Linked DNA regions of Homo sapiens: region 2 is linked to region 1. The links are chromatin contacts, found by Hi-C or POLR2A ChIA-PET in ENCODE. All regions are on one chromosome and are shown on one strand. Each heading gives the region's core, a stretch centred on a gene start or an enhancer-like site at or near the end of the contact. The rest is flanking DNA. Distances are from core to core; before and after follow the strand shown. Region 1 overlaps APBB2 (amyloid beta precursor protein binding family B member 2). Region 2 overlaps APBB2 (amyloid beta precursor protein binding family B member 2).

The links. Hi-C counts contacts between places; a loop is a spot of excess contacts on that map. ChIA-PET counts read pairs that join two places held with the same protein, here RNA polymerase II (POLR2A). Pooled maps may share reads with other maps.
Region 2: a loop to region 1 is called in a pooled map, with 8 times the contacts of the local background. The contact joins two enhancer-like sites. A Hi-C loop is called at or near these places in 5 of 168 maps with a recorded cell type or tissue (Caco-2, HepG2, MCF 10A and 2 more) and 3 of 50 pooled maps. POLR2A ChIA-PET finds 5 or more read pairs at or near these places in 6 of 52 experiments (AG04450, HEK293, HepG2 and 3 more).

Annotation. Positions count from the first base shown.
Region 1 is chr4:41,158,234-41,163,664 of GRCh38, forward strand. All of the region lies in intron 1 of APBB2 (amyloid beta precursor protein binding family B member 2), which reads right to left. Among named protein-coding and RNA genes, the nearest start is that of APBB2, 54 kb to the right of the region's middle. Within about 2 kb of position 2,343, at least 6 of the 41 ENCODE cell types and tissues checked have a DNase peak (open chromatin) inside an H3K27ac peak, as active enhancers do; they include endothelial cell of umbilical vein, where a contact is called at or near this core.
Region 2 is chr4:41,116,937-41,122,367 of GRCh38, forward strand. The region is part of intron 2 of APBB2 (amyloid beta precursor protein binding family B member 2); the gene reads right to left. Among named protein-coding and RNA genes, the nearest start is that of APBB2, 95 kb to the right of the region's middle. Within about 2 kb of position 3,440, at least 19 of the 41 ENCODE cell types and tissues checked have a DNase peak (open chromatin) inside an H3K27ac peak, as active enhancers do; they include endothelial cell of umbilical vein, where a contact is called at or near this core.

The sequences.
Region 1 (5,431 bases), core at 1,093-3,592:
AATACAGTAAAAGCACCTGAATTGGCTATTATTACTATGAAAATTACATCCATTTCCCATTAATGAGTCAGAGGTGAAAAGAGTATATTCTTTTCTCAGAAAAGGATTCCTATTTCTCTAAGAGTTTATGTCTAAGAGGCTATGCCCAAACGGAATCATATTTTAGACACACTAAGAAGTCATTCTGGTTTGTTGAAAGCAGTAGCTCTATGCTACAGTGGCATCAGGAACATCTGGAAAACTTTTCCAAAAGGTACATGTCTGGGCAACAGGTCTGGTTTGGAGCCCAAAATGTGTATTTTGACAAAGCAATGTCATTCTAATGCACACATGGAGGTGAGAAACACTGGTTGAAAGCAAGTCCCAACTCTACAAGACAGGTCTTTCCCAGGAGGATGGGAATAGTTCAAGGGTGTTGAGGGGTATCACTGCCCACAAAAATGCCTCTGCAACCTGTATGCTGCTGCCTGAAATTCTTTTAGCAGGATTTTTTTTGTAGCACAAACCAGAAATACATTTTAAACTAGAAAAGGAACTAATATCGATTGAGCACCTACTACATGCCAGGCCCTTTACCCATCTGTCCCGTTTCTCAAGGTCACCCCACAGCACGGTTACTATACAAATGAGGAAACTGAGGAGCAGAGAGGTTCCTAGCATAGCCGAGATTCCATCCCAGGTGTGTCTGCCTCCTGCACCACCCTGCCTCCTAGTCTATGACCTGGGCTCAGGAATCCCGGACACAGTTCCAAATCAAGGACATGAAACTGACTAAAAGGGTAGCTTTACACCCACCCCACCTCACCCTCAGGTCCTCTCAGGTTGTACTGAACCACAATCAGACCTGAAGTTTAAAGATGTAGGAAGGAGTTCTCCACTCCCACCTTGCCACCTCCTCCAAGAGAGGACTGTAGGGCAAGTCTCAAACTCACTAGGCCTTAATGCTGCATCTGTACAAGAGAAATGTATTAGCCTTAAATCGACCTTTCCCTTTCTCTATCTCTCTCTTTTTCTTTCTCTCTCTCTCTGATAGGAAACAGGAAGGAAGAAGGGAAGGGAACAGATGAATTAATATAAAGTCAGATAAAAATGGAGAAAATAACCCTATCTACCTCAAAAGGGCTATTTTTCTATGAAGCGCAAATAAGATCACAATATACACAGTAATATTAGCCGACTTACTTAACTCCTTCAGTAAATCTGCCAAGACAACAACCCAAAGAGATGAGTATTAACATTCCCATTTTTCAGATGAGAAAACTGAAATGGAAAAAGGTAAAAATAACTTGTCCAAAGAACTACAGTTTATGAATGCAAATTCAAACCCAGGATTATATCTAACCTTTTCAACTCTTAGGCCTAGTATCCTATCTTGTTGATAAAATCACTATGTAATCTGTCAATTCTTATAGAGATATTACTTTTCCCTTACTAGGAAATTTTCATGAGCTATAAAGTGCCTCTAAGCTGCAGAAAAAGCAAAGGGATGTGAATAGTCTATAAACTGCAATCTCATCCCTGGAATAAGTAAAAGAAGCTTGTAATCCTATTTGCAGCTTAATGAATGGAAAATAAATAGAAGCATCCAAAGAAAATGAAAGCAAGCAAGAAATAACATTAAGGAAGGAAGCAATAGGCTTAAGGGCAAAAAAAAAAAAAGGAAGAAGAAGGAGAAGGAGGAGGAGGAGGAGGAGGAGGAGGAGGAGGAGGAGAAGGAGAAGGAGAAGGAGAAGAAGAAGAAGAAGAAGAAGAAGAAGAAGAAGAAGAAGAAGAAGAAGAAGAAGAAGAAGAAGAAGAAGAAGAAAACATCACAGGATGCTGTTTTGCGGATACTGGAGAAACAATGCTTTTGGGAAAACATCAAGGATGAAAAACAAGGCCACGGAGGTGATTCAGACAACAGTAATGCAGTGATCCAGGGCCCAGGGCAAGCTGGCTGTAAGGAACGGGTGCGGGGCCTCACAGGTGCTGCCGGCCTGGACAGGGAAGACAAGGGCCTGGGATCAGCAGGACTTGGAAAGGAAATGACGGAAGCCCATAGCTTATGAAGTGATTAGTCAGAGTGCTTGAAGAACACCATGCACATTCCCATTTCACTCCCTGCAAATGATAGGACATGACCAGAGATTCCTTAACAGAGATGACTTTTTAAATATTAGATAAACCAGACGCAGGGAAATTTTCTCTCCAGAATGCACTCTAGTTAGCAATCAGAATGACAGAGGAGACTTCAGGGAGCTGAAGATTGCAGCAGACATAACCAGCAGTTAGGAGACCCAGGTTCAAGATACGGCTCCACCACTAATGCCCTGGGCTTGGCCGCCTTGGGCAAATCCCTCAGCGACTCAATCCATCAGCCTCCAAGAGAAGGGTGGGACAGGATGACCTCTAAGAGGCTGTGTTTGGTGACTAACTCCCTTCCCTGGTCTCCCTCTCACCCTCTTTCATCTCACATTGCAATGAGCTCTCCAATATACTTCTAGCTCAAAGAGAGGGAGGGAGGGAGGAAGGGTGGCCTAAGGATGACAAATGTGCTTAAACCTCAACATGCCTTACAAGAACTGAAAATCCAAAATATAAATCAAACTAATAAAGCCAATGAAAATTATATCTACCACTTATTGAACCATTACTATGTGCCAGACACTGTCCTAAGCACCTCGCATGCATTAGCTCACTTAATCCTTATGACGACCCTCTAAGGAAGGAGGTAGATAAGTAATTTGTCCAAGTGACACAGCTTGTGGTTAAGCTGAGATGTGAATGTGGCCTCCCGAGCCTGACCTCTTAATCATTATACCCACAGCATTAACTTTGGGGATAAGACTACCCCAGCTAATTATGATATGATGCCTCTTTGCTTTAGAATGAAATTACACCAACTCAAACTGACAGCATGTATTACAGAATGCTGCAGCTATGATCCTCTTCCCTGGCAAAAAAAAAAAAAAAAAAAAAAAACGTGGTAAGTTTGGAATTGTGATTTGGCAAATATACAGCTTGGGTGAAACCATGACTTTCATAGACACTGCTCGTTTATTCTGGAATCTCTGAGTCCAAGCCCAAAGTCTCTCTCAAAAGTATAGCATTCAGCCGGGCATGGTGGCTCACACCTGTAATCCTAGCACTTTGGGAGGCTGAGGTAGAATAACTCCTTGAGCCCGGGAGTTCAAGACTAGCCTGGGCAAGATGGCGAAACTCTTCTCTACAAAAAATTTCAAAATAAGCTGGGTGTAGTGGCAGGCACCTGCAGTGCCAGCTACTCAGGAGGCTGAGGTGGGAGGATTGTTTGAGCTCAGGAATTGGAGGCAGCTGTGAGCTAAAATTGTGCCACCGCCCTCCAGCCTGGGTGACAAAGCAAGACCCCATCTCTAAAAAGATAAAAATAAAAAATAAAGTACAACATTCCAGACACCAGGGACAATGAGGACCCCACACAGCCAACTTCTTATTTACTCAGGAGAGTAGGTGAAGCCCAGAAATGTTGAAAGAGTGGCTCCAAGTCACACAGGTAATTAGAGAGAAAGCTAGAGCTAGAATGTTGAGCCTCCCAAATTCCAGTGTAAAGTTCTTTCAATTCTTTAAAAACAAAACCCATGTCTCCTATCCCTTATTTTTTTTCCGCTTATTATAGAAACTTTCAAACACATACAAACGTAGAAAGAATGAATGAACCCCCATACAGCCAGCCATCATCCAACTTCAATGATTATTAACTCATGGGGAATCTTACCTTATTTCCACATTTATCTACTCTCCCCACCTCATCACCACCAGTTGCTTTGAAGTAAATTCCAGGCATCACACATCCTTTCATCCACAAATATTTCAGCATATATCTCTTAAAAAGATAAAATTTTTAAGAGACACTCTAAAGCATAACCACAATAGTATTAACACACCTATAAAAATTAACAATAATTTCTTAACATCAATTATCTGATCAGTGTTCAAATTTCCCCGTCTTTTTTTTTTTTTTTTTTACAATTTGTCGAATCACAATCTATACATAGATTGTGTATTGAATCACAGTCTACACATAGCAACTGGTTAAAGTATTTCTTAAATTTCTTTTAATCTCTAGGTCTCCTATTCATCTCTCTGTCTCCCTTTTTTCTAACAATTGATTCATTGATAAAATCAGATCAATTGTACCATGGGGACGATTCTGTCTCAAAGTCTGGATTTTGCTTTCTTTTTATCTCCCCACAACGCTCTTCATTGTACCTTGCATAAAGGAAGTGAGCTTAGACTCACCCATATGCATTCTTTCTCTCTCTATCTCACCCTCTACATAGACACACATACATGCTCATCATAAAATAATTTAAGAGAACAGGCAAGGCACAGTGGCTCCTGCCTGTAATCCTAGTACTTTGGGAGGCTGTGGTGGGAAGACTGCTTGAGCCCTGGAGTTTGAGACCAGCCTGGGCAACATGGCAAGACCATGTCTCTACAAAAAAATAAACAAAATTAGCCGGGCAAGGTGGCATACACCTGCGGTCCCAGCACTCAGGAGGCTGAGGTGGGAGGACGGCTTGCTGGATCCCAGGAGTTTGAGGCTACAATGAGCTCTGATCACACCACTTCACTCTAGCCTGGGCAACAGAGTAAGACTCTGTTAAAATAAATAATAAATTTTATTTAATTGTTGATTCAATTCAGCAAATATCCACTGAGTATCAATAAGGGCAAGGTGTGTGGAATAACAAGGTGAATAAGATATGGTCTTTATCTCTGGGAAGACACAATCCAAGAAAGGTGATAAGCTCTATAATGTTAATTCAAGGAAGATAAGTGAGAACTACTTAAGAGGACTCTAGAAGAATTTCCAGGATAAGGTAAGACCTAGGCTAGACTTTGAAAATGGCAGTTTGGGCCCAGATGGAGCAACATGCAATGTGACATAGAGGACAGCTTGGGTAATGCCACAAGGCAGGGATGATTCCGGCAGATTTTAAAACAGCAGCAGCACAGGTGGGTAAAAGATCTGGGGGGAAAGAGTATGGTAATGATAGACCACATATCTGCTGAGAGATTTGAGAATCATCACGCATTTTTGAATAGGGGAATAGCCCTGGATCTGTATTCTAAAGCATTAGTGAGTGTATTAGAAGTGAGGATTCCAGTTTGGATTTCAATAATCCACCTGATGGGTCCCTGCACTAGGTCAACAAGAATGACCAAAGAAAGAAGGAAGTGACATGGTTTATCAACTGAATACCTGGGGCCAGGAGGCAGGAGGAGTAAAAGATAATATAAGCTGATTTTCAGCTTTCAGAGAAAGAAGATTACTTTCTTAAGGAAAAGAAAAATTATCCCTATAGTTCCTCAAGAAAATATATACACCTTTCAGATCATAAACAAGCGTCAGTCAAAAATTCTTGTCAACAGTGATAATGGGCATCCTGGACATCTTGACTTTAAGCTA
Region 2 (5,431 bases), core at 2,190-4,689, 40 kb before region 1:
TCCCACCTCTGTCGCTTTGTGAGATACAGTCTCTCAACCTGGTGTTTTATTCTCCCATCACTGTCCCTCAGTTAAGAACAGACCCATTCTTTTGGGTCCATCACAAATGTTGCCCTCTCTAGGAAAGCTTTCCTAACCCCCCATCCCAACTTTAGGCGATCCCCTCTTTTCTGACTCTCAGTGACACTCTGCAGCTCACATCACAGGTATCACATTCTGTCCTGCATGGTCTTTAAGAAGATATTTACTAAGAGTTTCTCATGGGTGAGGCCAGAGTCTGGAAACTCTCATATGTGTTCTTTCATTTAATCCCTACCTCAATGAGGTAGGAATTATTATTGTTGTTATTATTATTATTATTTTTTTTTTTTTTTGAGATGGAGTCTCACTCTGTCACCCAGGCTGGAGTGCAGTGGCGCAATCTCAGCTCACTGCAACCTCCACCTCCCAGGTTCAAGCAATTCTCCTGCCTCAGCCTCTCGAATAGCTGGGATTACAGGTGCCCACCACCACGCCCAGCTAATTTTTGTATTTTTGATAAAGATGGGGTTTCACCATCTTGGCCAGGCTGGTCTTCAACTCCTGACCTTGTGATCCACCCGCCTTGGCCTCCCAAAGTGCTGGGATTACAGGCGTGAGGCACCACGCCTGGCCTAGGAATTATTATCATCTTCTTTTCACAGGTGAGAAAACAGGTTGAGAGGATGGGTGACTTGCCCAAGTCATAGGATTGGTGGATGGTAGGGCCAGGGTTCATTCCCACTCAGCCCCATCTGCTTCCAAATTCCTAAGCGCTAGTGTGGTGTCATTTGCACCATGGCTTGATCCTTCCCTACTCTATTATACCAACTCAAGGGCAGGCAGAGCATCTTTATTTCAACAACATCTGTGCAAAGTCACTATGTGTCAGGCAACTGTTCTACATGATGGGATAAAGTGGCAAATGAAAAAGGACAGTATTTGACTCAGGTCAAAACTAAGGAAATCTAGCTGAGGGCAGTGGCTCATATCTGTAATCCCAGCACTTTGAGAAGCTAAGTGGGGAGAGACTCACATGAGCCCTGGAGTTCAAGACCAGCCTGGGCAACACGGAGAAACTGTATCTACAAAACAAAACAAAAAAAAAAATTAGCCAGGAGCAGTGGGGCATACCTGTGGTCCCAGCTATTCAGGAGGCTGAGGAAGGAAGATCAGTTGAGCCTGGGAGATCAAGGCTGCAGTGAGCCATGATTGTACCACGCACTCCAGCCTGGGTGATGGAGCAAGATCCTATCAAAACAAAAAACAAAAAACAAAAACAAAAAACCCTAAGGAAATCTGATCTAATTAGCCACTAGTCGTGGATTTGAATGAGCTGACATGGAGCCAGGCCTTGAAGGATCTTGAGGAACAGAGTCACTAGTCGTGGATTTGAATGAGTTCTGTGTCTTGACTTCAATTTCTAAGCCTCCGTTTTCCTCATCTATAAAATGATGATGATACCTTTACCACCCATATCATGGTATTTTTATGAGGCTAAATTACAGCATGCAACACAAACCGTCAAATACCCGAATGCTGTTAATTATTGTCATTAATATTATCAAATGGCATCTATTAAATATTTATGTGTCTGTGACGCTTGTTATCACATCTGTAGTTTTCCAGGAGTTTGATCTAAAAAAAGAGTTACTATCACTGATGGTGATTTATTAGGCCAGCTTCATATAGGAAGGTTTTTATATGTGGTACTTTTTATATGTGCTGAATAAATCTGATAGCCTTTAGTTAATAAAAACGTATCAATATAGCTTAATTATAACAAGCATACCATATTAAGATACAAAAAAAGAGAAAGGGAGGTGAGGGAGTATTGAGATACCCTGTACTATCTGCTCAGTTTTCCTGTAAATCTAAAAATGCTTTAAAAAAAATTAAGACTGGCCGGGCGCGGTGGCTCACGCCTGTAATTCTAGCACTTTGGCAGGCTGAAGCAGGCAAAATGATTAAGCTCAGGAGTTCAAGACTGGCCTTGGCAATACAGCGAAACCCCAACTCTACAAAAATACAAAAATTAGCCAGGCGTTGTAGTGCGCACCTGTGGCCCCAGCTACTCAGGAGGAGGGGGCAGGAAGATGGTTTGAGCCCTGGAGGTTGAGGCTGCGGCAAACCGAGATCATGCCACTGCACTCCAGCCTGGGTGACAGAGTGAGGCCTGTCTCAAAAATAATTGATTTTTTTTTTTTAAGAGCATGAACATGAGGTCAATTTTCTTGACTGGCTTATAAACTACCTCTTAAACTAATTCCAAAGAAGTGTAGTCCTATCGTCTTTAACAAAGAAGGTGGCACTGAAACGTGTGAATGGGGCCGACTGGGGGAGTGAGTTTGAACTAGGATCTCTAGCTAAATGTGTGGCACGTGTTTTTTAAACTTAATCTCATGCATTTATATTCCTCCTTTTATACAACACTAACATGTTTCGGGCTCCAAGTTCTCCAGCTTAATTCACTACATTTTAATTAACATACCCAGGAAGGAATTTACCACACCTCCTACTCCTCTAACAAGTAAAGTAAGTCCCAGAAAGGCTCTAGGAAGTTCCATTAAAAAAAAAAAAAAAAAAAAGTTGGCAATTTTTTTTTCCTTAAAAATCGCAGTCCCAATTCCCAAGTTCTATAGACAATCTTAAACCCAGAACTTCAAGCGTCTGTCTGTACATTAACATACTCCACCATACTATATCCGATTCCTGCCTAAAGAAGGGAGCTCAGCCTTTCACATACCCTGTCCAGAGACTCCTCTCAACTGTAACAAGAGACTCCACACTGCATTTGTGAGATCTGCACATATAAAAAGTCTACCACATATAAAAACCTTCCTATGTGGAGCTGGCCTAAGAAATCACCATCAGTGGCAGCAACTGTGTTTTTTAGATCAAACTCCTGGAAAACTACAAATGTGATAACAAGCATCAAAAATAAATATTTAACAGATGCCATTTGATAATATTCATGACAATAATAAGTAACAGCATTCGGGTATTTTATGGTTTGTGTTCCATGCTGTAATTTAGCCTCATAAAAATACCGTGATATGGGTGGTAAAGATGTCATCACCATTATATAGATGAGGAAAACGGAGGCTTACGAGTTGAAGTCAAGACACAGAACTCATTCAAATCCACGACTAGTGACTCTGTTCCTCAGGATCCTTCAAGGCCTGGCTCCATGCCAGCTGTGTTTTCACTCTCTCCACCAGAAAGACAGGATCCCTCTCATTTTTTAATAATTTTCCACAGTCCTCTTGTCATCCATGGAGGTTCTCTCTTTCTCTGCAGGCCACCTATCTGTTCATGCCTCCAATCTCCTGAGCAGAATTATATAAACCGACTCAGGCCTAGGACCTGGCTCACTCACCCAGGTCCCGCTGTGTTAACAAAGTGCCTTTGCATGCAGTGGAAGCTCCTCAACCCCAAAGGCCCCACAACCACGTGACTGATCCTGTGCTGCAAAACCGACACATGAGCAAAAGCCAAGGAACAAAAACAGACCTCGTTCCAGTGCTTCAAAACTTACGGGAAATTCAAGGTGACTTATTTTCCTTGACCTTAAAATAATGTTTAAGTTTTATAACATGGCTGATAATCATAAATGGAAAAGGGAGTTTTCTTTTCCCCTGGGGCCCTGAGCCAGCCCTCCAATTTGGGGCCAAGATTGTTGAGAAAATGTGCCACGATACTTAATTTTTGGCCAGATTCCAGAAAAAGTAGGGGAGAAAAATGAGTTTCACCATCCGTACAGCTTGGGCTGCTTTCACAGGCACCGCGCTCTTGCAAAATACAGCCTAAAATTGACTTCTGCATATTTCTCTTTGCCAAGTTGACCATTTTGTTAGTAGAACCTTTGATTCTCAGAACCTAAATCAAGTGAAAAGTCAAATATTTTTAAAAGATCAAATTATCTAAAAACTTCAGCTCTGCCTCAGTACAAAATATAAAGCTCCTGGCTTTATATACACAGATAGTGACTAATTCAGGGTGTTAACTTCTTGTACCTGAAAGAAAATGGAAGGCTTCCAAAGTACTGGGATATCACAGAAGCTGCTGAAAGAAGCAGTTTACTGAATGGTACTTCTGTGTCTTCACAGTTTTAACATGCTCAACGGTGGAAAACGAAAACTGTTTGAAGTGGCTAAAATTCAATGCTTGCTTTGTTTGTAACCAGAATAGCCAAAACTGAATATAGTTCCCCAAGATTTTTAATGTCCTGCTTACTGTATTTTTCCTTCTGCAGCCAATTAGAAATGATACTTTTAAAAAATAAAATGTTTAACTCTAGCATCAGTAACATACGTGCTTTGAATTTTTATCAGGAATGGAAAATGGAATGCGTAGAGCTACCCACATGTTCCTTGTCTTGCAAATATTATAGCATCAAATACCACAAAAATAATGAGAAATGTCCTCAAATTTCACAATTAATAAATAGTTCCTCTGTCCTGGTCAGAAAAGCAATGGAAGAATACCAGAGGGTACTTGGGAGCGTGCGTGTGTACACGCTCATGCGTGCGCATCTGTGGTGTGGCTGGTGGTGGGAGTGAGGGAAAGCGACAGAGTTGGGATGCAGCTAAGACTCCTGAGGTGTCCCCTAGGATGGAAATCCTCCACCTGCCCTCTACTCTGCCACCGTGTTGTGTGTTCTGGGAAGCTGACCCATTTAACAACAGGCTGTCTTGCCCACTGGCTCCCATTTTGGTTCAGCCAAATCCTTTCCCACCATATTCCCTGGGTCCTGTCAGGTGGCTCTCTATATAGGGTCCCCTGGAAACTGCTTCCTCCCTCACCCCTCAGGCCTAGGAGTGGGAGGAGCTTGGCTATTACTAGCCCCCGGATGCAGCCACGTCTTTGTGGCTCCTATATACCCTGTCCCCAATATTTTTTATGGCAACATTTTTAATATATGGCTTCCTTTTTTGGTTGTGTGTGTGTGTGTGTATGTGTGTATGTGTGTGTGTATGTGTGTGTGTCTGAAACAGTGTCTCACACTGTCACCAAAGCTGGAGTGCAGTGGCCCCATCTCGACTCACTGTAGCCTTGACTTCCCGAGCTCAAGCAATCCCTGACCTCAGCCTCCTAAGTAGTGGAACTACAGGGCACACCACCAGGCTTGACTAATTTTGTTTATTTTTTGTACAGACAGGAGTCTTACTAAGTTGCCCAGGCTGGTCTCAAACTCCTGGGCTCAAGCAATCCTCCTGCCTTGGCCACCCAAAGTGCAAAGATTACCAGTGTGAGCCACCACACCTGCTTGTTTTTAATATATGTTAATCAACAAGTACAATGACACTTGAGGACAGTACAAGTATCTTCACTGTTCTGACTGGGGTCTGTACAATAGTTTTCCTCCACAATAGAAGCTGACTTTTTTTGAAAATTTTTTATATAATTTAAT